6 separate regions of the Homo sapiens genome follow, and all the other regions are linked to region 1. Evidence: chromatin loops called from intact Hi-C (ENCODE). Cell type or tissue: endothelial cell of umbilical vein. All regions are shown on one strand.

Evidence for each region. A loop is a pair of places that touch in the nucleus more often than their neighbours do. Peaks named below come from ENCODE experiments on the same cell type or tissue, not always from the same donor. Only the 100,000 strongest peaks of a DNase experiment are listed, where the experiment ranks them.
Region 2: a loop joins it to region 1, with 9 times the contacts of the local background. A loop is called at or near these places in 6 of 110 quality-filtered maps.
Region 3: a loop joins it to region 1, with 2.5 times the contacts of the local background. A loop is called at or near these places in 4 of 110 quality-filtered maps.
Region 4: a loop joins it to region 1, with 4 times the contacts of the local background. A loop is called at or near these places in 4 of 110 quality-filtered maps.
Region 5: a loop joins it to region 1, with 5 times the contacts of the local background. A loop is called at or near these places in 4 of 110 quality-filtered maps.
Region 6: a loop joins it to region 1, with 5 times the contacts of the local background. A loop is called at or near these places in 4 of 110 quality-filtered maps.

Annotation. Positions count from the first base shown.
Region 1 is chr5:142,295,148-142,299,147 of GRCh38, reverse strand. No RefSeq gene overlaps it. Among named protein-coding and RNA genes, the nearest start is that of SPRY4-IT1, 21 kb to the left of the region's middle. In endothelial cell of umbilical vein, no CTCF peak of the experiment used is centred here; DNase peaks (open chromatin) are centred at 1,957 and 3,557; H3K27ac peaks cover 2,858 bases.
Region 2 is chr5:142,200,077-142,204,076 of GRCh38, reverse strand. No RefSeq gene overlaps it. Among named protein-coding and RNA genes, the nearest start is that of NDFIP1, 93 kb to the right of the region's middle. RefSeq lists an enhancer at 1,770-2,969. In endothelial cell of umbilical vein, no CTCF peak of the experiment used is centred here; DNase peaks (open chromatin) are centred at 1,616 and 2,416; H3K27ac peaks cover 3,314 bases.
Region 3 is chr5:142,221,553-142,225,552 of GRCh38, reverse strand. No RefSeq gene overlaps it. Among named protein-coding and RNA genes, the nearest start is that of SPRY4-IT1, 95 kb to the left of the region's middle. RefSeq lists an enhancer at 2,073-2,122. In endothelial cell of umbilical vein, no CTCF peak of the experiment used is centred here; a DNase peak (open chromatin) is centred at 1,772; H3K27ac peaks cover 379 bases.
Region 4 is chr5:142,233,586-142,237,585 of GRCh38, reverse strand. No RefSeq gene overlaps it. Among named protein-coding and RNA genes, the nearest start is that of SPRY4-IT1, 83 kb to the left of the region's middle. RefSeq lists an enhancer at 384-1,112. In endothelial cell of umbilical vein, no CTCF peak of the experiment used is centred here; DNase peaks (open chromatin) are centred at 1,945 and 2,405; H3K27ac peaks cover 1,341 bases.
Region 5 is chr5:142,190,704-142,194,703 of GRCh38, reverse strand. LOC107986455 (a long non-coding RNA gene) reads left to right here and starts at 1,643. Exons shown (of 3, transcript XR_001742907.3): 1 at 1,643-1,779. In endothelial cell of umbilical vein, no CTCF peak of the experiment used is centred here; no DNase peak of the experiment used is centred here; H3K27ac peaks cover 2,075 bases.
Region 6 is chr5:142,546,659-142,550,658 of GRCh38, reverse strand. No RefSeq gene overlaps it. Among named protein-coding and RNA genes, the nearest start is that of FGF1, 140 kb to the left of the region's middle. RefSeq lists an enhancer at 1-169. In endothelial cell of umbilical vein, a CTCF peak has its summit at 1,690 (motif pointing right); a DNase peak (open chromatin) is centred at 1,698; H3K27ac peaks cover 496 bases.

The sequences.
Region 1 (4,000 bases):
TTGCTTCCACATTTTTTTGATCACAGCCACTGTGGCAGACACCTTGGTTGATAGCTATCCTTCATTTTTTATTGCTGCCCCACGTTTGTTCTGGAGTTCACCCCCTTCCCATGTGACTCAGGGAAGAATAACCCTATTCACGTCTCCAGCTGTAAAACCCAGAGGAGTCTTATCAAATGTGACTGTACCAGGTGTTGGCATGTGATGCAGTGCAGGCCGATGGGAGGTGAGGGGAAATCTAGGGGGACTTCTGGGAAGTTTCTTTGTTTTATTTTGTTTTTTTTTGAGATGGAGTTTTGCACTTGTTGCCCCAGGCTGGAGTGCAATGGGGCGATCTCGGCTCACCGCAACCTCTGCCTCCTGGGTTTAAGCAATTCTCCTGCCTCAGCCTCCCAAGTAGCTGGGATTACAGATGCACACGATCACGCCCGACTAATTTTGTATTTTTAGTAGAGATGGGGTTTCTCCATGTTAGTCAGGCTGGTCTCAAACTTTCGACCTCAGGTGATCCACCCACCTCAGCTTCCCAAAGTGCTGGTATTACAGGCATGAGCCGCCACGCTGGGTGAGCTGGTTTATGACTGGCAGCCAAAGGCTTCCTAACTTACAGAGCTAGTACATTTTTCTATTTCTTTACAAGGCTGGTGTTTAGAATTATCATAGGGTTGGGAAGGTCATAACTCATTGAATTGTATATATTAAATATGCACAGCTTTTTATATGTCAATCATACCTCAATAAAGTTATTGGGAAAAAATTCACCTTGACTATAAGTACAATAAGTCACTATTTTTTGTTGTTGTTTTTTAGAGACAGGGTCTCACTCTGTCACCAGGTTGGGGTGCAGTGGCACAATCATAGCTCACTGCAGCCTCAAACTCCTGAGCTCAAACAGTCCTCTCACCTCAGCCTCCGGAGTAGCTAGGAATACAGGTGTGTGACACCACACCCGGCTAATTTTTTTTTTTTTTTTTTGAGATGGAGTCTTGCTCTGTTGCCCAGGCTGGAGTGCAGTGGTGCAGTCTTGGCTCACTGCAACCTCCACCTCCTGGGTTCAATCGATTCTCCTGCCTCAGCCTCCCAAGTAGCTGTGATTACAGGTACCTGCCACCACACCTGGCTAATTTTTTTTTTTTTTTTGAGATGGAGTCTTGCTCTGTTGCCCAGGCTGGAGTGCAATGGCGTGATCTTGGCTCACCAGAACCTCTGCCTCCCAGGTTCAAGCGATTCACCTGTCTCAGCCTCCCGAGTAGCTGGGACTACAGGCGTGAGCCACCATGCTTGGCCCTAATTTTTTTTTAATTGATTTTTTACATTGCTATGTTGCCCAGGCTAATAAGTCACCATTAAAAACCCTTCCTGAGATTTTCCTTGGAACTAATGTCACAAAGACATGTTTTAAATGGCTCAATGACTATTTTGTAGACAACCATATTCAGCTCTATATGGTCATCTGCAGCATTCAGAGGGTTTGGCTACTAGACTGCCCATAGGTAGTGGCTATTCCCCTCGCCAACCCCTGACACAGGTAGAAGAAATGGAAGAGGAGTTCTAGGGTTTTTCAAAGTGTGTTCTATTAGTTCTTTTAACAACCCCCTTTTTCTCAAAGGCAAGGGGGAGGGCACAGAGCTTCAACTTCTAAAATCTTCCAAAGTGGATCACATGGAATGTTGTCTCTAAAATCAAAATCATATTTTCCTTGTAACTCCAGGAAGGAGGGGGAAGTCAGATCTTAAACAGGTCTCAAATTAGAAACAGTCCCCCCTCCCTCCATGTTATACAGCCCAAGTCTTTCTCTTGTGGACTTTCAGACTGGAGCCCTGCCAAAAATGTAAGCAAGAATTTGGCCCATTGTTACTTTAAATATCCTGTGTCGCAGGCCATCTAGGAATGTCTAAGTATGGGAATTTTCCTTTTGAGGTCTGGGATGTAGATATAAATAAACCATTTGTTGGATTCTGTCTCCATCCTGCCTCTCCTAGCTTCAGTGGCCATGAATAAGGCAGCCTTGTAAATAACGGTTACCAGCCCACTCCGTGGGGGAGGCCGGAAGCGGAATCCATTAGGATCATTTCCCTTTACTCTTTAACAATAACTTATCCAGGCCAGGCGAGCTGGGGAGTAGCTATTTCCAAGGCTGCCCCACACGTCTCTTGAAAATGCAGTCTGGGAGATCATGGTTTAACCTGATTCATCCTGGCCCTTCTGCCTCCATGTTAAAGTTTGAAGAGCTCATATTTCTGGTAGACTGAATAAGAAGAAAGCTTTATTTCCATCTGCCTTACCACCTCTTCCCCAAAAAGGATCTGCTGAAGTTAGCAGATGACACAGATGACCTGGTGGAGGCAGTTTATAGCTGTCTCTCACCTTCTAGCTCTGACTTCCCCAAGTTTCTCTGACCTTGGGATAAGAAAAAACCCAACAACCTGCAAGCACTGCTTTGACACTAAAGGAGCCTCCCCACGTCTCAGTTTCCCCATCTGGAAAATGGGGGTAATAATGACCTCTCTCACACGGACTCTTGTCAGAGGTCAGTGAGAGTCTGTGTATAGCATTTACCATGAGGTAAGAACTCAATAAAGGAAAGAAAACATAGAGCTGAGGGAGAAGGAGGAGAAGAGGGAGACAGAAATAGAGAAACGGAGGGCAGACGGGGAGAACCACAGTGATATGTGGGGTGGGGACAAATTGAGAGCACAGATCTAGAGAGACACAGGAAGGCAGAGGCTGAGATGATATGAGAAGCTCTCGAGGGGAAAAGGAGGGACAAAAGTGGCTTTCTCTCTTGCATAGAGTTGATAAAGCTCCCCAGAGTCCCCACTGCCTGCTGATAAAGGGTCAGGGAAGCTCCACAGCTGAAAAAGGAAAAATTATAACTCAGATCCTCTTATAGTTAGCAGAGATCCAAACAAGAGCAGAGGTAGTGCCTGCTAACTGGCCTTCCCCGAGGGCCTTACAGCTGGTCAACCAGGTCAAGGTCAACCAGGTCAACTAACCTTGACTGAGGGCCCAGTATGTACCAGGCACAGGCCTGGGCTCAGGCTATGTAAGGAGCAAGACCATCATGGAGGGTGCATACATTCTAGAGTGAAGGAGGCAGACAAGAAGCAGGTACGTAAGAAATAGATGGTCAGGATAATTTTAAAGAGTAAAAAATGCTGCAGGGAAATTAAGTCCGGTAACAAGGTAGCAAATGATGCAGGTAGTGGTCAGGGAAGGCCTCTCTTAGAAGGTGATGTTTGAGCTGAAACCTGGTTTGAAATTTGGGGGTCTGAGCCTCCACTGTGGTTTTACCTAGCAGGCTTCCCGGACTTAGTCCTTACATGCACATGCACACCGTAAAAAAGAGACCAAAGAAAAATCTGCAAGAATTGCTCAAATAACACAAGACGGGGATGAACTGGATCTACAGGTCTAGAGTTATTCAGAACTAAAGACGCCTGTCACACGGCTTAAGCAAGAGCAGGAAGGGGCTGCCAGGCCTCTGGGAAGACCTCCCTGGGGAGGGAGCAGGCAGACAAATGGCCCGGATAGAGATCCCCCGCTACGTGATGTTTTCCTTCCTAAAGATAGCGCCCAGCTCACTGAATCACCCGGGCTTCCTCTAACAGCGGAGAAACTTCACACTTCCCAGCCCTGCAGGCCCCCAACCCACCTCTGCCTTTGCCAGGGACTACAGGACCGTGATCTACATACAAAGAAAAGCCCAGGGATGGGGGTTTCAAGGGGAGCCAGGGGAAGAGTTCCAGGCAGGAAGCCTCTCCTTGACCCAGGAATACAAACCGGGTTGGAACTGCTGCCTTCAGGTCAAAGCTGCCAAAACAAAGTTAAAGGTGTAAAAACAAAGTGAGAAGGTCACACAGCTATGGGCCTCTCTCTCTGGAACCCAGGGGTGGGGGTGAGGCGTGTGTGTGAGAAAGACTTGACTAAAAAGCACTTTTCAACCATTTTAACCGCAGATGTCCCTCCACTGCGATGAAAGAGCGTGAGAAGGGTGGGT
Region 2 (4,000 bases), 95 kb after region 1:
CCTGACTTGAGAAGACACTAACACAGAGGGGATTTTCTTTTTGCTTTTTATGTTTGCCTTCAATTGCACTTGAATCCAGATAAACACAAAGTCCCGTTGACACCCTCTTCCCCAGTTCCAGTCCCTTTCTGGAGGTGACCATGGTCAGTGTTTATCTTTCCAAATCTGTCTCTATGTATGTACCTACCTATATGTGTACAGATAAAAATAATTTTTGCGGCAGCATAAAAACATATTCTCCATAATAGCCTGAAGCTTGCATTTCTTTTTTCTTTTTCTTTTTTTTTGAGACAGAGTCTCACTTTGTCACCCAGGCTGGAGTGCAGTGGCACGATCTTGGCTCACTGCAAGCTCCGTCTCCCAGATCCAAGAGATTCTCATGCCTCAGTCTCCCGAGTATCTGGGATAAGAGGCGCGCACCACCATGCCTGGCTAATTTTTGTATTTTTAGTAGAGACAGGGTTTCGCCATGTTGGCCAGGCTGGTCTTGAATTCCTGACCTCAGGTGATCCACCCGCCTTGGCCTCCCAAAGTGCTGGGATTACAGGCATGAGCCACCGCACCCAGCCCTGAAACTTGCATTTCTTACACATAAATATATCTTGGAAATCTTTCCATATTAGCAGTGTGGTGGCATTGGAATGCATCCATTTGGGAAGGCTGGATTCTGTCTTCCCTGTATATGGCCAGTTAGGGGGGACCAAGAGACGTTTAGGCTGAGATTTGGATATCCTGTATTGCTGCTCATTTGACGGCTGCAGCTGCTCCACCTGCCCTGTGTCCTCCTTCAGCAGCTCCATCTCCTGCGCCAGGTGTGTGTTTGGCTTTGTGATGAAGGAAGAGGTCAGCTGCTCCCGCAGGACACTTGTACCAACAAGTTGGAGGTGGAGAGAGACTCCTGTGGATCTTGTGGGCTCCTGCTGGTTCTCACTCTTCCCTACTTACATCCCTCTTCTCTTCCTGCCGTGTGGATGCCAAGCTCCAGTGTCAGATGAGAAGGTAACAGCCTTCCCAAGACAGTTTAGCCAGCTCCCCGATTGCTTAAAGTCAAATCCCCATCTCTCTCTCTCTCTGTCTCCCTCTCTCTCTTCCTCTCCGTCTCTCTCTCTCTTTCTCTCTCTCTCTCTCTCTCACACACACACACACACTGTACCTCCTAGTGGTTCTACTGCTCTAATTGAACTGTTGAGAATACATAATGATACTTCATTCTTTATTCTTTTTAACCACCATGAAAATGGCAATGTGATTTAGCCTCTCTCCTATATGAGACCTTTGGGAAGGTCCACTTTGTTCCTCTAACAAACCATGCTATAATAAGCACTCTTGTTCATATTTGTTTGTTTTTTAAACCATATCTATAATTAGTTCTCCAGAAAAATTAAGCTGATGATTCAAAAAGTTTGCATATCTTACATTTTAGGAAGTAGGTCCAAATTGTAGGAAGGCTGCCTGGAACCAATGTAGATAGGGAGCATTGATGCAGTGGTTTTAGTCTCTTCCCCCAACAAGGATAGAGAAACATTTGACAACAATCAATTAGTCAAGATAAGCACTTTCCTTGGGTTCAGCAGTATACTTGGCACTAACACGTACCCAACATAGGAATTCCCAGACTGTACAGTATGCTCAAAAAAGTCTAAGGGACACAGAGAGTGTAGTAGGTTGAATCATCAATCTCAATACTTCACTGCCCTGTTGCAGCAGTATCACACATCCATACCTTTGCCATGGTCATGGGAGGGCAAAGTGTGCCATTCACCCTTGAATTGGGGCTTGGCCTTGTGACTTGTGTTAAATGCTAATTACAGATTTCAGATGTGAAGTGAGCTGAAACTTGAAATATGATTGTGCAGTTGGGCTTGCCCTACTTTTTGGCCATGAATAGAATATGCCTCAGGTGGCCGGGCGCAGTGGCCCACTCCTGTAATCCCAGAACTTTGGGAGGCCGAGGCGGGTGGATCACCTGAGGTCAGGAGTTCGAGACCAGCCTGGCCAACATGGTGAAACCCTGTCTTTACAAAAATACAAAAATTAGCCAGGCATGGTGGCATGCGCCTGCAATCCCTGCACTCCAGCGTGGGTGACAGAGCAAGACTCCGTCTCAAAAACTGAAAAATAAAAAGAATATGCCTCAGGTATCTGCTGATCCAAGGGGGATGAAAGACATGTGGTACAGACCTCAACTCAGCCACAACCTGGAGCCAAGACCCACAGATGCTAGCAGAGAGCAGCGGAGCCCCAGCTGGCCTAGAGACAGATCAGAATCACACATTGCATTTAGTCATCATATCTCTTCAGTCTCCTTCAATGTGAAACAGTTCCTTAGCCTTCATGGCCTTGACACTTTTGAAGATCACAGGTCAGTTTCTCATGGAATGTCTTTCAACTTAGTCCTCATGACTCAATCCTGGTTATGCATCTTTGGCAAGAATATCAGAGAAGTGATGCTGTGTTCTTCCCACATCCTATTAGCGCATTTCCTGCCTTGCTTTCCATTTGTCCCATTGCTGATGACGTTCACTTTGATCACTTGATTAAGGTGATGTCTGCCAGACTTCTTCACTGAAAAGTTACCCTTTTCCCCCTTGAAATTAATAGATGCTTTCTGGAGAGACTATCTGAAACTATGTAAATATTTATTTATTTATATTAGTGTGGAGTCATGGTTTCCTAAATCAGTCAATGGGTTATAACCATTACTACCATAATTTATTTTGGTGTTTAAATTGTCCCAGCTTTGCTTAATAGAAGCCCCTTCAAGTTGGCTTCTGTGTTGACATATCCTCATCATTTTTTTTTAGCACTTTTTTGCTTTCTGACACAACAGGATCTTCTAGGCTTTTCTTACACTTTCTATGCCTTAATATGGGAATCAGTCATTTCTGCAAGGAGCCCTAGTTCCTGCTATTGGAAAATGGTATTTAGAAGATCTGGGTGCTGGATGTGTTCATTGCTAGTGAGGTGTGTCACTCTTCCCAGGCCCTCAGAGCTAGTGAACATTGCTATCTCGTTTTATTTATTCATCCATCTACCTATGTGTTGAAAGCCATGAGTTCTGATATAGATCTCAATTCCAACACGACATTACAGGGTTCACTTAGGTTCTGTTCCTCTCCGTGATTGTAACTCCCTTCTCTGACTCTGAGAAATCTGGCTCCCATTATTCCTAATATATGTACTTTTTGATGACTTTCCCTGCTGTCACCCATCTGCCATCATCATCCTTTGCCCTGGACACGCTTCTCACCTTCTGACTCTCTGTGCCCAGCTGCCCTCTTGCGTGGACACCCTCTTCATCTCTCTAACACCCATATGGGGATGTTCCTCTATCTGCATGGACTCTGATCCTTCATGCCAGGCCTTTCCTCTGTGTAGACAACTTCTTCCCTCTCTATAGACTATGATACCCGCCGCCAGGCCTCTCCTCCCCATGCACACTCTCCTCTCCCACCCAGGTTCTGTCTTCCCACACGAGGGCATGCCCTTTCACCACGTGGATACGTCCCTCACCTTTCAAAGGCTCTGACATCCTCCTCCTCAGATGCCTTCTCCTCCCTGTCTACTCCCCATGCCAGGCAGTCTTTCTACATAGACACCCTCCTTACCCCACTCAGGCTCCGACACCCCATTCTGGACTACAGCAGTCTCTCCCAGGTGTACTAGGTGCCTGCCTTGCTTTGTCCTAATGGTTTTTAGAACAATCTGGTCAGAATGGGATGGGAAAGCACAGGAAAGGAAGTAAAAAAGAGGGGAGAGAGCCAGGCTGCTAAGTGAAGAACAGACTGTAGGGAGGCAGGAGGAGAAGGAAGACCAGGTGAGAGGCTATCACAGCAGTCCCATTGAGATGATGGTGACTCAGGTGGTGAGAAGTGGTCAATATTCCAGGTATATTCTAAAAGTAAAGTCAGTAAGAAATACTGATAAAAACACTTGGGAATTCAACCCAAGGACCATTTTTTTGTTGTTGTTTTGCTTAGTTTGCTTAGTCATGGCTCAA
Region 3 (4,000 bases), 74 kb after region 1:
CAGAAGCCTTCTTGGTGGAGGAGAACTTGCACGCAAGACTTGCAGACACAACTCAAGCGTTACTTTTCCCAGAGATATCCCAAGAAAGCCAGCCTCATCCCAAGCCTATGTGAGCATGCCCCTGCTGGGCTGAGATAAGCTACCTCAGGGAAGCAATGTTGCACAGTGGTTAAGAATGCGGTCTCTGAGCCAGGCTCCATGGCTCTGACTGTAATCTCGGTACTCTGGGAGGCCGAGGTGGGAGGATCACTGGAGCCAAGGAGTTGGAGACCAGCCTGGACAACATAGTAAGACCCTATCTCTACAAAAAGTAAAAACAAATGTAACTGGGCATGGTGATGCACACCTACAGTCTCAACCACTCAGGAGGCTGAGGCGGGAGGATTGCTTGAGCCCGGGAGTTCGAGGTTAGGGTGAGCCATGATTGTGCCACTGCACTCCTGCCTGGGTTTGAATTCTGGCTTCATCACTTAACAGCTAATCACTTCAGACAAGTTGCTCCATCTTACTTAGCCTCATTTTTTTTGTTTTGTTTTTTTGACACAGAGTCTCACTCTGTCACCCAGGCTGGAGTGTAATGGCATGATCTCAGCTCACTGCAACCTCTGCCTCCCGGGTTCAAGAGATTCTCCTGCCTCAGCCTCCCAAGTAGCTGGAATTACAGGCACCTGCCACCACATCCAGCTAATTTTTGCATTTTTAGTAGAGACAGGGTTTCGCCATGTTGGACAGGCTGGTCTTGAACTCCTGACTTCAGGTGATCCGTCCGCCTCTGTCTCCCAAAGTGCTGGGATTACAGGCGTGAGCCACTGCGCCCGGCCACGATGTCATAATTTTTAGTAGATATTACTGAGTTGTGCAAACATCACCACAATTCAGTTTAGAACATTTCTAATACCCCAGTAAAATCCCTGGTGCCCATTCAGTTCGTCCTCATCCCATCCTCACTCCCTGGCAGCCACTAATCAATCTACTTTCTGTCTCCATAGATTTGGCATTTCCGGGCACTTCCTATAAATGGAATCATACAATATGTGGCCTTTTATGTCTGGCTTCTTTCACATAGCATAATGTTTTTGAGGTTTATCCACACTGTAGCATATACTGGTACTTCTTCCCTTTTTATTGTCAAATAATATTTCATTGTATAAATTAACCACATTTTATTTATCCACTCATCAGTTGATAGACATTTGAATTGTTTCCAGTTTGGGGCTATTATAAATATTACTGTTATGTAATATTTGTATAGATGTTTTTGTGTGGATATATGTTTTCAATTCTCTTGGGTCTATACATAGCAGTGAAATTGCTGAGCTGTATGGGGAAGAAAAAGTATGGGTTGTCTAACTCTTTAAGAAATTGCCTCCCTGTTTTCCAAAGTGGCTTAGCCTCAATTTCATCATCGGCAAACTCAATATACTGAGTCTCTCCCTTGTATGGATATAGTGGGGTTTGATAAGTCAATGCATATAAAACATTCAGTACAGTGCCTGGCTCATGGTAAGTGTGCGATCACTGCAGCCTCAACCTGCCAGACTCAAGCAATCCTCCTACCTCAGACTCTTAAGTAGCTAGGATTACAGGTGCACACCACCACACCCAGCTAGTCTTTGTAGTTTTGGTAGAGATGGGGTTTCCCCATGTTGCCCAGGCTAGTCTCAAACTCCTGGTCTCAAGGGATCCGCCCATCTCGGCCTCCCAAAGTGCTGAGATTACAGGCATGAGTCACCATTGGCACCCAGCCAATGCTACTTCTTTAATTAACTTCCTGTTACTTACCTAACTCTTCTGCGGCTCTGGTAGCTCTTTGAAGGTAGGGGTTGTATCTCAACTGAGTCTTTTTTTTTCTTTTTTTGAGATGGAGTCTCACTCTGTCACCCAGGCTGGAGTGCAGTGGCGTGATCTTGGCTCACTGCAACCTCCGCCTCCTGGGTTCAAGCAATTCTGCCTCAGCCTCTCGAGTAGCTGGGGTTACAGGCACGTGCCACCACGCCCCACTGATTTTTGTATTTTTAATAGAAACAGGGTTTCACCAGGCTGGTCTTGAACTCCGGACTTCAGCTCACCTGAGAATCCCCAGCCTAGCAGAATCTCACTCACGCCAGGTGCTTTGTCGGTGGATGAGGAAACTCAAATATAGAGCCCACTGCGGGGCAGGACAGGTGTGGCACTGCCCCAGAGGCACACAGTCCAAGGGAATTGTGAGAGGGAGACTCCTGGGGAGTGCATCAGACAGGACTTCATGTGGGAGGCAGCCACTGAGCTGGGCCTTGAAGACCACTTTCTGCAGGGTCACAGGATTAATCCATAAAGAGATGCTCTCCACACTTCAAGGTAAAGCACCCAACGTCTTCACCTTCAACTAAATCCTGAGGCCCTTTTTTTTCTTTTCAGCGTCAAGGATGAAGGATGGGGCGGACACTGTCTGTTTTCTCAGTGACCTGGCAACCTAACCTAACAGCTGTGTCCAGCATCAAATACTCCTCCTCATCCCCTGCTCTTGCTCCCCAAGACCAGGAGCAGGCGCTGGAGTGCTCCTCCCTGGGGCTGGGCCACAGGCCTTAAAACTCTTTACTCCCACCTCCTTGGGGTACCCCTTCACACCTTCCTGAACATCCTCCAGGCCTATGCACACGACGGAGAGCTGGGGGTGGGGTGTGGGGTGGGTGGCAGCGACTGGGCCGTGGAGAGGATCGGGGCTCTTAGGGTGCTTATTCAGATGCAGTGTTGCTCTTTGCCCACCTCCCCTCACTTCCTCCCATGCCTCTCAGAGAAGTGAAAATAGAGCTGATGATTGGTGCGAGGAAGCCTGTGCCCATGGCCCGGAATTCCTCCAGCCTGATTCACGGGCTTTGGTTCTAATGCACTAGAATTCTCCACTGGGCGGGGGCACCAAGAGGATTCTGGACCACAGCGGTCACACCTGCTGCTCACTTCCACCTCTCACATCTGCTGTGAGGCCCACTCCCCACCAGCTCCATCAGCCAGAAGGCTGCTGTGGCTGGGGTTGCGAGAGAAGGGAGGCGGAACACTTCCTATCCCAGGGGCAATTTCAAAATCAACGCATCCCTTGCCGACCCAACGGCAAACCAACTGCTTGTTTAAGGAAATCAGTGGAATGTATGCAATTAATTACAGGGCAAATCTCAAGTCAGACTAAATACTGGAAATCAGGAACCAGAGTCCAAGTCCCTTTCGTGATCGGAAGGGGGAACTTCCCGATTTGATTGCAGAAAGCAATTTACTTCAATTAGCAGTGACATAAACAGAGTGATTGCTTAATAGGAGCACTGAATCTCTAAAAAATAAACAGCCTGAATTGCATCCTTTACCATTATATTAGCAGCATGGGATTGCTTTTCCCAAGACAGGTTTGATTAACTCTTTAGGAACCATCCTCACTCCTAAGCAGATCTCTTCAGAGCTCCTAAAAAGTCTTCACATCATGGTCCTGGCATTTGTTGTGCACCTCGGGCATATATGTTCATCAATTTGCTTGTTGCTTTAACTTTCAAGTCTTTTAATCCTCTATAATCCTGTGAGATATGTATTATTATGCTCATTTTTAACAGAGGGGGAAAATGAGGCTCAGAAAATTCATGGTGGTGATCTTTTCAAATACATACCTAATCATGTCATTCTCCTGCTTAACTTACCCTCGAAAGCCTTCCAAACCCCTCAGCATAGCCTCCAAAGCCCTGTGTGATCTGTTTCTGGCCTACTTCTCCCACCTCTGCTCAAACCACTTCTCCGCTTGCTCACCACATTTTATATTTTCAGGCCACTGCCTGTTTTGCAAGCGCGTCAAGCCCATTCCCATCTCAAGGCCTTTGCACTTGCTGTTCCCTGCGCCTGGAGCACTCTTCCTCCATTTCCAGAACTGACTTCTCAGCTTCCAGGACTCTGTTCAGAGGCTACGTCCTCAGAGAGGAGTTCCCTGTCCGTCCCATGTTCCCCACTCCCTTTCGGCTTTTGACTAACACTTAGCATGATCCAA
Region 4 (4,000 bases), 62 kb after region 1:
GCCAGGCACAGTGGCTCACGCCTGTAATCCCAGTACTTTGAGAGGCCGAGGCAGGCGGATCACCTGAGGTCAGAAGTTCGAGACCAGCCTAACCAACATGGATAAACCCCATCTCTACCAAAATACAAAATTAGCCAGGCGTGGTGGCACATGCCTGTAATCCCAGATACTCTGGAGGCTCAGGCAGGAGAATTGCTTGAACCCGGGAGGTGGAGGTTGCAGTGAGCTGAGATTGCACCATTGCACTCCACCCTGGGCAACAAGAGCGAAACTGTCTCAAAAAAAAAAAAAGACAAAAACCTAGAAGGACAAAGTGAACAGGGGAAGAGACAGCAGCCAAAAAATAAGGAAAACAACATAAACCAACAAAAACCCAACAACAACAACAAAAAGCAGACCCATAAGTCGTAACCAATTTAGCAAACCCAACAAAGCTGGCTCCTAATCCAGCAGTCGGAATGCTGAGCAGCAATGTGATTTGCACTGCAGATCCCTACAGAGGGCTCCAGGATCTACAGCACCAAGGATCTCTAGCAGTGGAGTGTTGGTGGTGGGAGAAGAGAGACAGATCCTCTCATATTGTTTTATATTATCTTATACTCAAAAAAGGGAAGAGAAGCAAAACTAAAGGCAGGTAGCCCAGTGCCTAGGAACCAGATCCGAAACCAAGGAACCAGACCCGAAACCAGGCCTGGGCCTGCCTGACCTAAGCCTGGTAGTTAAAGATCGACCCCTGACCTAACCGGTTATGTTATCTATAGATTCCAGACATTGTATGGAAAGGCATTGTAAAAATCCCTGTCCTGTTCTGTTTTGTTCTGATTACCATTCTGATTACTGGTACATGCAGCCTCCAGTCACATACCCGCTGCTTGCTCAATCGATCACGACCCTCTCACGCAGACCCCCTTAGAGTTGTGAGCCCTTAAAAGGGACAGGAATTGCTCACCCGGGGAGCTCGGCTCTTGAGACAGGAGTCTTGCCGATGTTCCCTGCCGAATAAACCACTTCCTTCTTTAACTCGGTGTCTGAGGAGTTTTGTCTGCGGCTTGTCCTGCTACAGTGGAGCTTCCGAGCCCGAAAACGGGCTGTACAGAAGCCAGACTCCACACCCTCCCACTCGCCATGCAGTCCGGTTGCTGCCTCTCCCCAAAAGCTGGCAGAGACAGGCGTTTTATTCTCCGAAGAAGGAACAACAGAGGGTCAACAAGCAGCACAGGTGACTACAGTGGGATTAAGTTTACAGACTGTGTGCTGAGACAGCCCCAGCCCTCTGCCTTCATCTGTCCCCAGAAGGTGGACAGCCAGGCGTCGACCTTCCAGGCGGGAGATTGGAGGATTTTTATGCTTTGAGACACGGAGGAGGCAGAAGAATTAGCTTTTGTGCCTTCCAAACCTGAAATAAAAATCGGAGTGGCCCTGAGCTGCAGTTTCCACACAGAATGGAGTGGCTTCTGGGGTACCGGGAGGCCAGGAGGGAAGAGCTCAGATGATCCGCAGCCCTGCCTAGGGTGGGGGTGGTGCTCAGGCATCGCTAACCTGTCTCAAAGGGCTTCTCTCCGGCTGTGGGTGCTGTCACTTGGGGTCACAGATCCGCCTGAGTGTTCTGCTCCAGAAGTCAGAAAAGGCCCCAAGTAACTTAGCGTGACTTAAGGCCTCATGACAGAGACCCCATCATGAATCAGAAAAAAAGAGCAGAAATACTCATTAGAAACCCAAGAGAAATTTTGAAAAGATCCAACCCCCCCACCCCCACTCCCTGCTCCAACCCCATTGTCATCGGCTCAAGCCACAAAGCCTTCGGTCCCTGGGGAGCCCCAAGTGCCCTTCTTCCCTGCGGGTACCACACAGTCTGGACAAGAAAGCATTCCTTTCGGTGGGGCCAGGAGGAAGTGGGCCCAGCCCTGCCAGGCAGGAGGGGAAGAAGGATTCCATTCCCATTGTTCTCGCTCAGACTGCCCTACAATGGGCAAAGGAGCAGGAGGAGGGGGGGCCTGGGGGCCTGTCCGACCAGCTGGAGCAGCAGAAGGGGGCCTTCCCACCTCCCTCCTGGGCTCTTGTGTTTTCTCCCTCTCTTCCTCCCTACTCTGGATCTCCCACACCCTCTTCTCCCCCTTACCCACACCCCCCCACCGCCCCTCAACAGTATCTTCAGTGTGCAGGAAGCTCAGGGCCCAGGGGCCCCGCCCTGATGCCTGTCACCTGTCGCCAGACCCTGCTTGCCCTGCGGAGCTCTGCGGCATTCCTTCTCGCACATCTGTAGCTATGATCCATGCAGTTAAAATCTGAACACATTCCCAACCTGGCAGAGCCCACCCCATGATTCCGAGGACCACAGCCACACTGGGTGGAGTTCGATGACTGATCGACTTCTTCCATTGTGATCATCACCCCCACACACTCACAGGCTGGAAGTGTGATGGCTGAGGTCAGGTGACAAGTGACTAATAATAACCACTTCTTTCACTGCTTTTAACAAATATGTGCCAGGCACTGTTACAGGTGCTGGGGATACAGCAGTGAACTAAACAAAGATTTCTCTCTTTAAGTAGCTTATGTTCTAGCAGGCAGATCCTTCCTTGTTTCTCTGCTCTCAACTGTGTGCCAGGTCCGTGTGACAATAAAATGCCTCCTTGGCAGGGGTGTGCAGGAGTAGGGTTTTTGATGCTACCTAAACCTGTCCTCAAGGTCTGCTTCTATCCATCTGCAAACTGTATGACCTTAGGAGAATTTTTCCTTTTTTCCTTTTTTTTTTTTTTAAATGAGAAAGGGTCTTATTCTGTCACCCAGGCTGTAGTTTAGTGGCGTGAACATAGCTCACTGTTACCTTAAATCCTTGGGCTCAATTGATCCTCTTGCTTCAGCCTCCTGAGTAGCTGGGACTACAGGTGCATGCCACCATACCTGTCTAATTTTATTTATTTTTGTAGAGATAGGGTCTTGCAGTGTTGCCCAGGCTGGTCTTGAACTCCTGGTCTCAAGAGATCCACCCACCTCAGCCTCCCAAAGTGCTAGGATTACAGGCATGAGCTATCATGTCCACCCAGGAGAATTTTTCCTAGTTTTCTAAGTCTCAGTGTCCTCATCTGTAAGATAGGGTTTGTTACTGAAATAAACATTATTGTTAAGGGTAATGGTAGTGTATTACCACAGGGGTTGTTGTAAGGGCCCAGTGAGAAGATGTGTGTCAAGAGCATCTTGAGTGCTATGGATGTAATAAATAAATGCTCAATAAACATTAGGTATCATCATGAGGTCACTCCTCCTGGGGGAAGCTATCCATAGGAGGGAATTTTCTTTTTTTTCTTTTTCTTTTTTTTTTTTTTTTTTTTTTTTGAGACTGAGTCTCGCCCTGTCGCCCAAGCCGGAGTGCAGTGGTGCGATCTCGGCTCACTGCAACCTCTGCCTCCCGGGTTCAAGCGATTCTCCTGTCTCGCCCTCCGGAGTAGCTGGGACTACAGGCGCATGCCACCACACCCAGCTGATTTTTTTTTTTTTAGTAGAGACGGGGTTTCACCATGTTAGCTAGGATGGGTTAGGAAGGAATTTTCACCCTGGTTTACATTGTACCTGCAAAAGTTCCACTTGCCTCGACTGCTCCCTTCTCTGTGACATCTTATTGTGAGCCAGCTCCAAAGCCAGAAATACCTTGGGTTGTTTATTTTCCACTTGTGCATATGCTTACCCCAGTGGATGAGCCTCCCCTGAGGCTTACACTCAGGAGCTGTAATTGCAACCTGGCAGCCAATGCATGGAGCCAGAGGACAAGATCCAAATGCAAAGAAACTCTCTATATGGTTCAGACTTCTGCAGTCTTCGAGAAAGGACGATCCAGGAAGGTTTTTAATTGTTATCGGGCTATTTAAGAGGAAACAGCGTGCTCTGAGAGGGTCCTTTGTGAGCTACCAAACCAGAAGATGATGCAAGTTTCATCAGTTGTTTCATAGGTTTATTAGTCCGTTCTCATGCTGCTATACAGATACTACCCAAGACTGGTAAT
Region 5 (4,000 bases), 100 kb after region 1:
GATTTATTCAATAACTTAAGCTCTTTAAGCTTCAGTTTCCCTGTCCACCCTACAGGCATGTCATCCAGAGAGGCTCAGAATGGCATGTGTGTGTATGTATACAAGCCACCCAGTGGGTAGCAGTGGGGTGGGGGCTTCCACCAGGTATAGCCTTAAATAAAGAAGCTGCACTTTCTATGCATACTGAGAGTGGTGGGAACAAAAGTTACAGCTCTACTATAAATAAACGGAGGTGTTTCTTTTTGTTAAATAATGATGCTACCTCTCTACGGAACACAATGAGCGAATCCAGAGAGGGCTCAGTCTGTCTACCTGTCTCCTGGGAATAAAGGATTTCTCCTATAAATCACTAATTGCTCACTTTAAGAGAGTATTTTATTTATTTATTTGAGACAAGGTCTGGCTCTATCACCACTGAAGTGCAGTGGTGTGATCTTGGCTCACTGCAACCTCTGCCTCCTGGGCTCAAATGATCCTCCCACGTCAGCCTCCTGAGTAGCTGGGACTATAGGCATGCATCACCACACCCAGCTAACTTTTTACACTTTTTGTAAAGACAGGATTTTGCCATGTTGCCCAGGCTGGTCTCGAACTCATGAGCTCAAGTTAATCTGCCTGCCTCGGCCTCTCAAAGTGCTGGGATTACAGGAGTGAGCCACTGTGCCTGGCGAATAGTTTAAATTCTGAACAAACTGCCAAAGGACAGGTTGGTGGCTTCACTGTGCCAGTGGCTGTGGTTTTGCCTAGGGCCTAATGCATGGGCACTGGAATCAGAAGGCCCGGGGTGCAAATGCTGCTGCCACCATGCCCCAACTTTGTGACCTGGAGCTGCTAACTTCCTCTCCCTGAGGCCAAGTGCACACCTGTAAAATGAGGACAACACTCAGCCCTACCTCACAGAGCCCTTGGGAGGTAGCAAGTAAGGCTGAAGAAGTACTAAGTACAGGGTTTTGTACCTATGCACAGTAATTATTTTTCCTCATCAGCAAGTGAGGGCCAGTTGCGGTAGCTCCTGACTGTAATCCCAGCATTTTGAGAGGCTGAGGCCAAAGGGTTGCTTGAGGCCAGAAGTTCAAGACCAGCCTGGGCAACATAGGGAGACCTTGTCATTATAAAATAAATAAAAAGAAAGTTTTTTTGAAAAGTGAGGATTATTACTATTACTATTTCCATATCTCTCTGCTGCATTGTAAGACATGTGACTATCGAGTGATTGATTTTCTTTTTAAACAGCAGAACTCTTATGTCTGTAAAAGTGAATGCCATTCATTCATGGTCATCTCCAACGGGACTGAGCTGGACATAAGGAGCACTGAATTACAACAGCGCCTGTGCCCCGTCCCCCTGGGACTGCACTAAGCGAGGCTAGGAAGGACACTGTGCACTTTCTCTCGCTTTATCTTCAGGGTCCAGCACAAGGCCCAAGAACACAGTAGGGACTACATTCATGCTTTCCCAGTGGCACCTTGCCCTTGTTGGCAATGTTTTCTGGCCTTCAGATTCTGAGCCATCAGCTCTGGCATAACCTCAGTGGTGACAAGCCTTCAACTTTATTTCTGGAAACCGTAGGCCATTTGGAGCTCAGACGGCAAATAAGGTGAGGAGGAGTTTGTCCAATGATGGTGAGTGAGACCATTTTTGGTCAAAAGTGCAAGGAAGCAGTTCAGCGTGCAGGCCCTGTGAATGGGGGTGCCCCGCGGGGCAGAGAATACGCGAGTGCAAGTAAACGTCTGGAAACAGCGTGCACGCCTTGGTGGTCAGCAGGTCAGCTGGCTGGAGGTGAGGACTGATTTGTCTCTTTAAGTCTGTGGCCTTAACTCTGGGCCTTAACTCTGGGGCTTCCAAGTCACAGTGGTGGAAAATTCTGATTGTTTCATTTTAAAGGACAAAATAATAATTTGTCCTTAGATGATGTGTATGTGGTGCGATTTTCTATTAAAAAGAAGGAGTATATATGGACTATCTCAGGAAGGATATGATGGAAACCGGTAACAGGGCCTGCCTCTGGGGTGGCAGTGGGGGAGGGGGCTGGGGACAAAGGTTCCGGGGGCCATGTATTTTTCTCATACCGCATTGTGTACCTTTTAGATTTTATACTATTTGCATGCTATTGCCTATTAAACAATTATGAGCAACAGAGCAGGAAAAGCAGGAGGAAGCAGCAGCATTCCTTTCCTGTATAATAAATATTTAACCTAAGTTTTCTCTCTAAAAAAAAAAAAAGTAAACCATAAAAGGATTAACAGGAAGCGAATGACCCCATTGGGCCTGTTAGCACATCCCAGGGTTGCTCTCCCAGCCTGACAAAAAAGAAGTACGTTTCGCTTCCCCAAACTATGTAGGCTTGTGGTTGAAGACAATAAATACCCTTACCCTAGACCCCCATGGATAATTTGCAATAATCAACTTTACAAATAATAATCCTGTAAATTACATTTTGAAAGAAAGGGCTCAATCCATCAGCTCCTACACTCCTCCCTTTGTTGCCAGTTCACTGCTCAGACACCTCCCCTTAAGGGCGAGAGGGACAAAGAAGGGTTAGAATCCAGCTTTTTCATCACCTCCTCCATGAAGGCTGAGCTCTAAGACCACAACCCGTGACTGAAGCGAGGGTTTTGGATCATTTGTAATTGTTCTTGGACGACCCACGATTTTTTGTTTGCTAACACTAGTCCTGGGAGGAAATGAATTAGCTTTAACTGAGGACAGGTAGGAGGCCCAAATTCCTTCCACTGTAGATTTTACATTCTAAATGAATGACTGTGTGACAGGCTCTGGGGAGGAACCAGGGACAGTCACTTTTGTCTCTGACATGCCCAGTATCCTTTCCTCTGCCTTCAGGAACAGCTCCCAGGGTTGGTTTGGGATCCACCCTGCCACCCTCAAGGTGAGGCTCCAAAACACAGCCATGGGGAGGAACACACGTCCTAGCCTAAGCCAATCACTGTTCCAGATTCCCTGGGCCACGGGGCTTAGATCAGGAAAGGAAAAATGGCCCCAGGGGAGCCAATGGGCCACAGAGGCCTTTCCTGGGAATGCAGAGCCAGAGACGGGCACTCTCTCTGGCTAGACTTCGATCCTGAGGCTGAGGGGCTGCTGGTGCCACCCCATCTTGTCTTCACAAGGAGTCTACGGCGAGAAGAGAGGGAAGAGAGAGTCCAGGGTTGATGTGTGTCCTCTTTGGGCCCTGAATCCCTTCCATTCTCATCCCCACCCCCAGGCATCCTTGTATATGATCCAATAAATTGCTTCTTTTTTCTTTTTTTCTTTTCTCTTTTGTTTTTTTTTGAGACAGAGTCTCACACTGTTGCCCAGGCTGGAGTGCAGTGGTGCAGTCTCGGCCTACTGCAACCTCTGCCTCCCGGGATCAATCCATTCTCCTGCCTCAGCCTCCCGAGTAGCTGGGATTACAGGCGCCCACCACCATGTCTGGCTAATTTTTTCTATTTTTAGTAGAGACAGGGTTTTCACTATGTTGGCAAGGCAGGTCTCGAACTCCTGACCTTGTGATCCACCCACCTCAGCCTCCCAAAGTGCTGGGATTACAGGCGTGAGCCACTGCGCCCAGCCAAACTGCTTCGTTATTAAGCCAGAGTGGGCATGGGCTTTTCTGGGTCTTATAACCAAAATGGTCCTGTGTGACATACTAGTGTGCAAACTCTCGGAGACTGAAGCTTGAATCAAAAGCTGGAAAAGCAGTGGGACCCACTTTGACCAGTGAGCATCTTTGAATTAAACCCTGGACTATTCCATCAAAGTTACCATGGCCTATATTCTGTTACCTTTCTTCTCTTGGGAACGTGGGAATAGCAGAGGGAAAAAGCCTGAAATGTACGTTAATAGTAGGCCATTTAACGGAGGTTTACCCGCCATCTTACTACTGGTAGCCCACTCCCTCCCACTAAAAGGGCATTTTTTGCCCAGCCCCAGGGCTTAGAGTTCAGAGCTGCCTCACAATTTCACTGAAGAGCAGGACATTCTCTTACTGGGAATCACAGAG
Region 6 (4,000 bases), 250 kb before region 1:
TACAGGCTTAGATTCCAAACATATTTGCAGTCTTATCCTGGGCCTTGACATGATTCTTCTAAGCCCATTTGGATTTTCCTAGAGCAGACATGCTCCCTCAAACCCTCCAGACCAGGAGCATTTCCCAGAGCACACCTTTGGCAGCCTCCTGGTAGACCCTGATCCTCCCTCTAACTTCCTCCCTCCATTCAGAGGGCATCCTTTGGGAAGCTGGGGCCTATAAGACAATCTGAAGTTCCCCCAGGGGCACCTGAGAGGAGTCCAGCAGAGCAATGAAGTGTCCTGACTCCACCAACCACTAGCTGGATGACCTTGGGCAAGTTGCTTCACCTTTCTGAGCCTCCTCTGTAAGGTGAGGTTGTTGTGAGGATTAAATAGAAAAACACGCTGGGCTTTGAGCCCACTGCCTGGAACATAGTAAGTATTCAGTAAGTCTTGGCTGTGTCCCTGGAGGTCAGTGCTCTGTGCTCTGTTAGGAATAAGCCAACCCAGCTCTCAACACCTCTTCTATTAACAAACTGCTCTGAAGACACTGGAAATGCTATACTTCCCTCCTAGCTCAGTTCTGTGATGTCTCAAGTCACATTAATTTTTATGCAACGAACTATACCTGGAAACATGATTATTTCCTTAGTCACTGAATTCCTGAACGTTCATCTATTACTTGTGAATACTAAGCAGAACAATATTCACAGTGGACAGGAACAAGGTCTTTAGAGCTAGACTTCCAAGCTCAGGTCCCATCTCTGTAACTTGGGCAAGTTACTGAATAGCTTTGAACCTTAATTTTCTCATCTGTAAAAACTGGGATAATAAAGCTCTTATCCCATCAGGTAACTGTGAGCATCAGTTGAAAGAATGGTAAATGATTATGTGCTTGGCTTCAGGTAAAAACTCACTAAGTGACAGTTATTACCATTATTTTTCATTATTGTTACACTGACAATTGAACAAGCAAAACAGACACAATCTTTGACTTATGGGATAAAATGAACAATAGCCATGGTCATCAGTATGTAGCATGTAGATGGAGTTCGATGAAGTATTAGGGTAAATGTTCAGATGAAGCAGAAACCAGAATGCTGAGTAGAAAGGAGAAGGTATCATTAAAATGTCTTCATTTTCTGCAAATGTCATTGAGAAAAACAAATGACTGGTGAAGAAAAGACAAGAGGGTAGAAGGTGGTGGTAGGAGAGTCCTGAAAGTTTGAATTTTGCAGTTTTCTGTTAAATTGTTCAATAAAAGAAACTTCCAGTGTATCTCTTTCCAGAGACTTCGCAAGCTAAGGCTCTACCCTCCTCCTTTGGACAACTCCTTTCTCAGGGTCTGCCATTTCATGAAGAGACTGCCAGGTCGCACACATCACCTCACCGCTATACGATTTCTACCATATGCAGAGTTCCTCTAGCATGTTGGGAATTGTTTAAATAGCATTTTATAAACATTTAGTCATTCAGTCTTCATATTCTCTATCTATACTGACTCCAAGCTTTTATTTCATTTTATATTCACATCCCTGCCCTGCACACGGTGAGTACTCAAATAAGTTCCTGCTCCCTAACCAGTCTTACTTAGAATCTCCAATCTGACTCATTTGGACTTGTAAATGGTCCAGTGTGGCATTCAAATAAAAAAAAAATAGAAGGGGCCAGGAGGGGGCAGTGATGGGGCAGAGCTTGCCAGAGAAAAGGAGATGCCTGCTATTATCCCAGATGATTTCAGGACACACAGAGATCGTTTGCATTTAGCCCAGGAGAGGGTGCTACCTACTTCTAAGACAGCCTCTCCAAGAAAGACCAGCAGCAAGGCCTCTGCCACCTGAAGTGAGGCTGGGGCTCAGGCTCCCCCGCAGCCCTTTCGCTAGTGCAGAGGAAATGCCCGACTCCCCTACCCCTCCTTTGATACAAAGACCTCTTCTAAAATAGCAGGCAGGTGTCAAGGGAGCATGAAAATATCAGCAGAGCAGATGCAAAAAGAGTACACGGATGTACAGATCCAGGACAAAGATTTTCATCTTGTTTTAAGCATTTATCCAAGCAGCTCGCTGGATATTGGGGATAAAGAAAAAACAAACAAACAAAAAAACTCCATTATCTCCATCATCACCACTACTACTGCTGCATATACTCTGAGACTGCTTTTAAAAGATTCTGAGAAGAGAGGGGAAGTGTCAAGTATAGGGTTGGGTGGTCAGAGATCACAGTATATTGATGAGCCCTAAATGTGGATCTTCTTCCAGTCTTTAAATAAGGTATCTTTCTATTACCTATATTCTATTTAGAATATAATTCTATTTTCAAAGTCATTTTGTATTTGTGGTGAAATAACCCCTCTGTAGCCTGGGATCTAGAAGACCAGGTTTTATATTCCTGGTGGCATTCCCTATTCTGCCTCTCCAATGATTTTCTGCTAGTTCCATCATTTCTTGAGAGCTTAATATGCCTCTATCTTTTTTTTTTTTTGACAGCGTCACGCTCTGTTGCCCAGGCTGGAGTGCAGTGATGCAATCACAGCTCACTGCAGCCTTGACCTCCTGTTTGCCTATATCTTGAATTCTTGAATAAGAATAATCACTAGCATCTTTTCAGCAATAAGACAGAACTTTTGCCCATAATGCACTTTAAACAAAAGAAAGCATTATACTGAAGCAGATCACTCACCTGCTTCTCATTTGTCTTTTGAACAAAAGTCAGACGTCATTCTTTCTCTGAACAGAAACCCAGATAACAAAAGTAATAAGTGAATAAGAAATAAAGTTAATGTCCAATTGTGGTTTCCATCTGAGTTTAAAAAGCAGCTTTGGCACAGTTGCTGGGAACGTAACTGCAGGGAGCACTACTTAGATATTTAACATACGATTTAACCTAGCAACTCCAATTCTATGAATCACGTCTACCAATGTATTGGTACATAGATAGATGTGCAAAGGAATCCGTTGCAGCAATCTTTGTCCAGACTTCCAGAGCAAGACTCTGGAAACAAATGTCTATTAACAGGAAATTGGTGAAATAAATTACGGTACATCTACTGTACAATGGAATTCTATGCAGTCAGAAGTCGATGTATATATATGCTGTTTTGGACAGATGTTTAGAACTATGATTAAATGTAAAAGCAAAGTATATTACAGTGTGTGCAGTACAATCCCATTTATGTTTATATATATGTGTGTATATGTGTGCTTTTTAAAAGGAAGGGCTCTACATACATGGAAAATATCTAGAAGGATATCCTGAAAGCTTTTAACATCATGACTTTTAGATAAGGGGTCATGGGATATGGGGCACGTTTTACTATACATTTCTGTATTGTTTGAATAATTTACACGTGTTACGTCCTTGGTAAAGCCAGCCTCAGGAAATGGTAGGTACTTCTCTCATCTGTCTTTAGAAACCATGTTGGCTTTGGCCGGGCGTGGTGGCTCACGCCTGTAATCCCAGCACCTTGGGAGGCCGAGATGGGTGGATCACAATGTCAGGAGATCGAGACCATCCTGGCTAACACGGTGAAACCCCATCTCTCCTAAAAATACAAAAAAATTATCTCGGTGTGGTGGCGGGCGCCTGTGGTCCCAGCTACTCGGGAGGCTGAGGTAGGAGAATCGCGTGAACCCGGGAGGCGGAGCTTGTAGTGAGCTGAGATCACGCCACTGCCCTCCAGCCTGGGCGACAGAGCGAGACTCCATCTCAAAAAAAAAAACAACAAACCATGTTGGCTTTATTCACCTATATCTAGAGTCCAAGTGATAGAAATACCAAAGCAGAGGACAGTGGTGTCTGCCAGCACAAGTCCCTGTGGCTGAGGGGACATGTGAACTCAAGTCCCATTAGACATGAAACCATTATTTTCACTTTTTGGTATTCAGGTATTAAGTGATGCTCACTGCATTAAGCTTTTAGAATGATCTTGATGATATATTACCATCTCTTGGAGTAAAGATTCCATGACTCGGCAGGAATGGGCACATTGTTCTCAGCAGCTGAGAATGATACTGTGGAG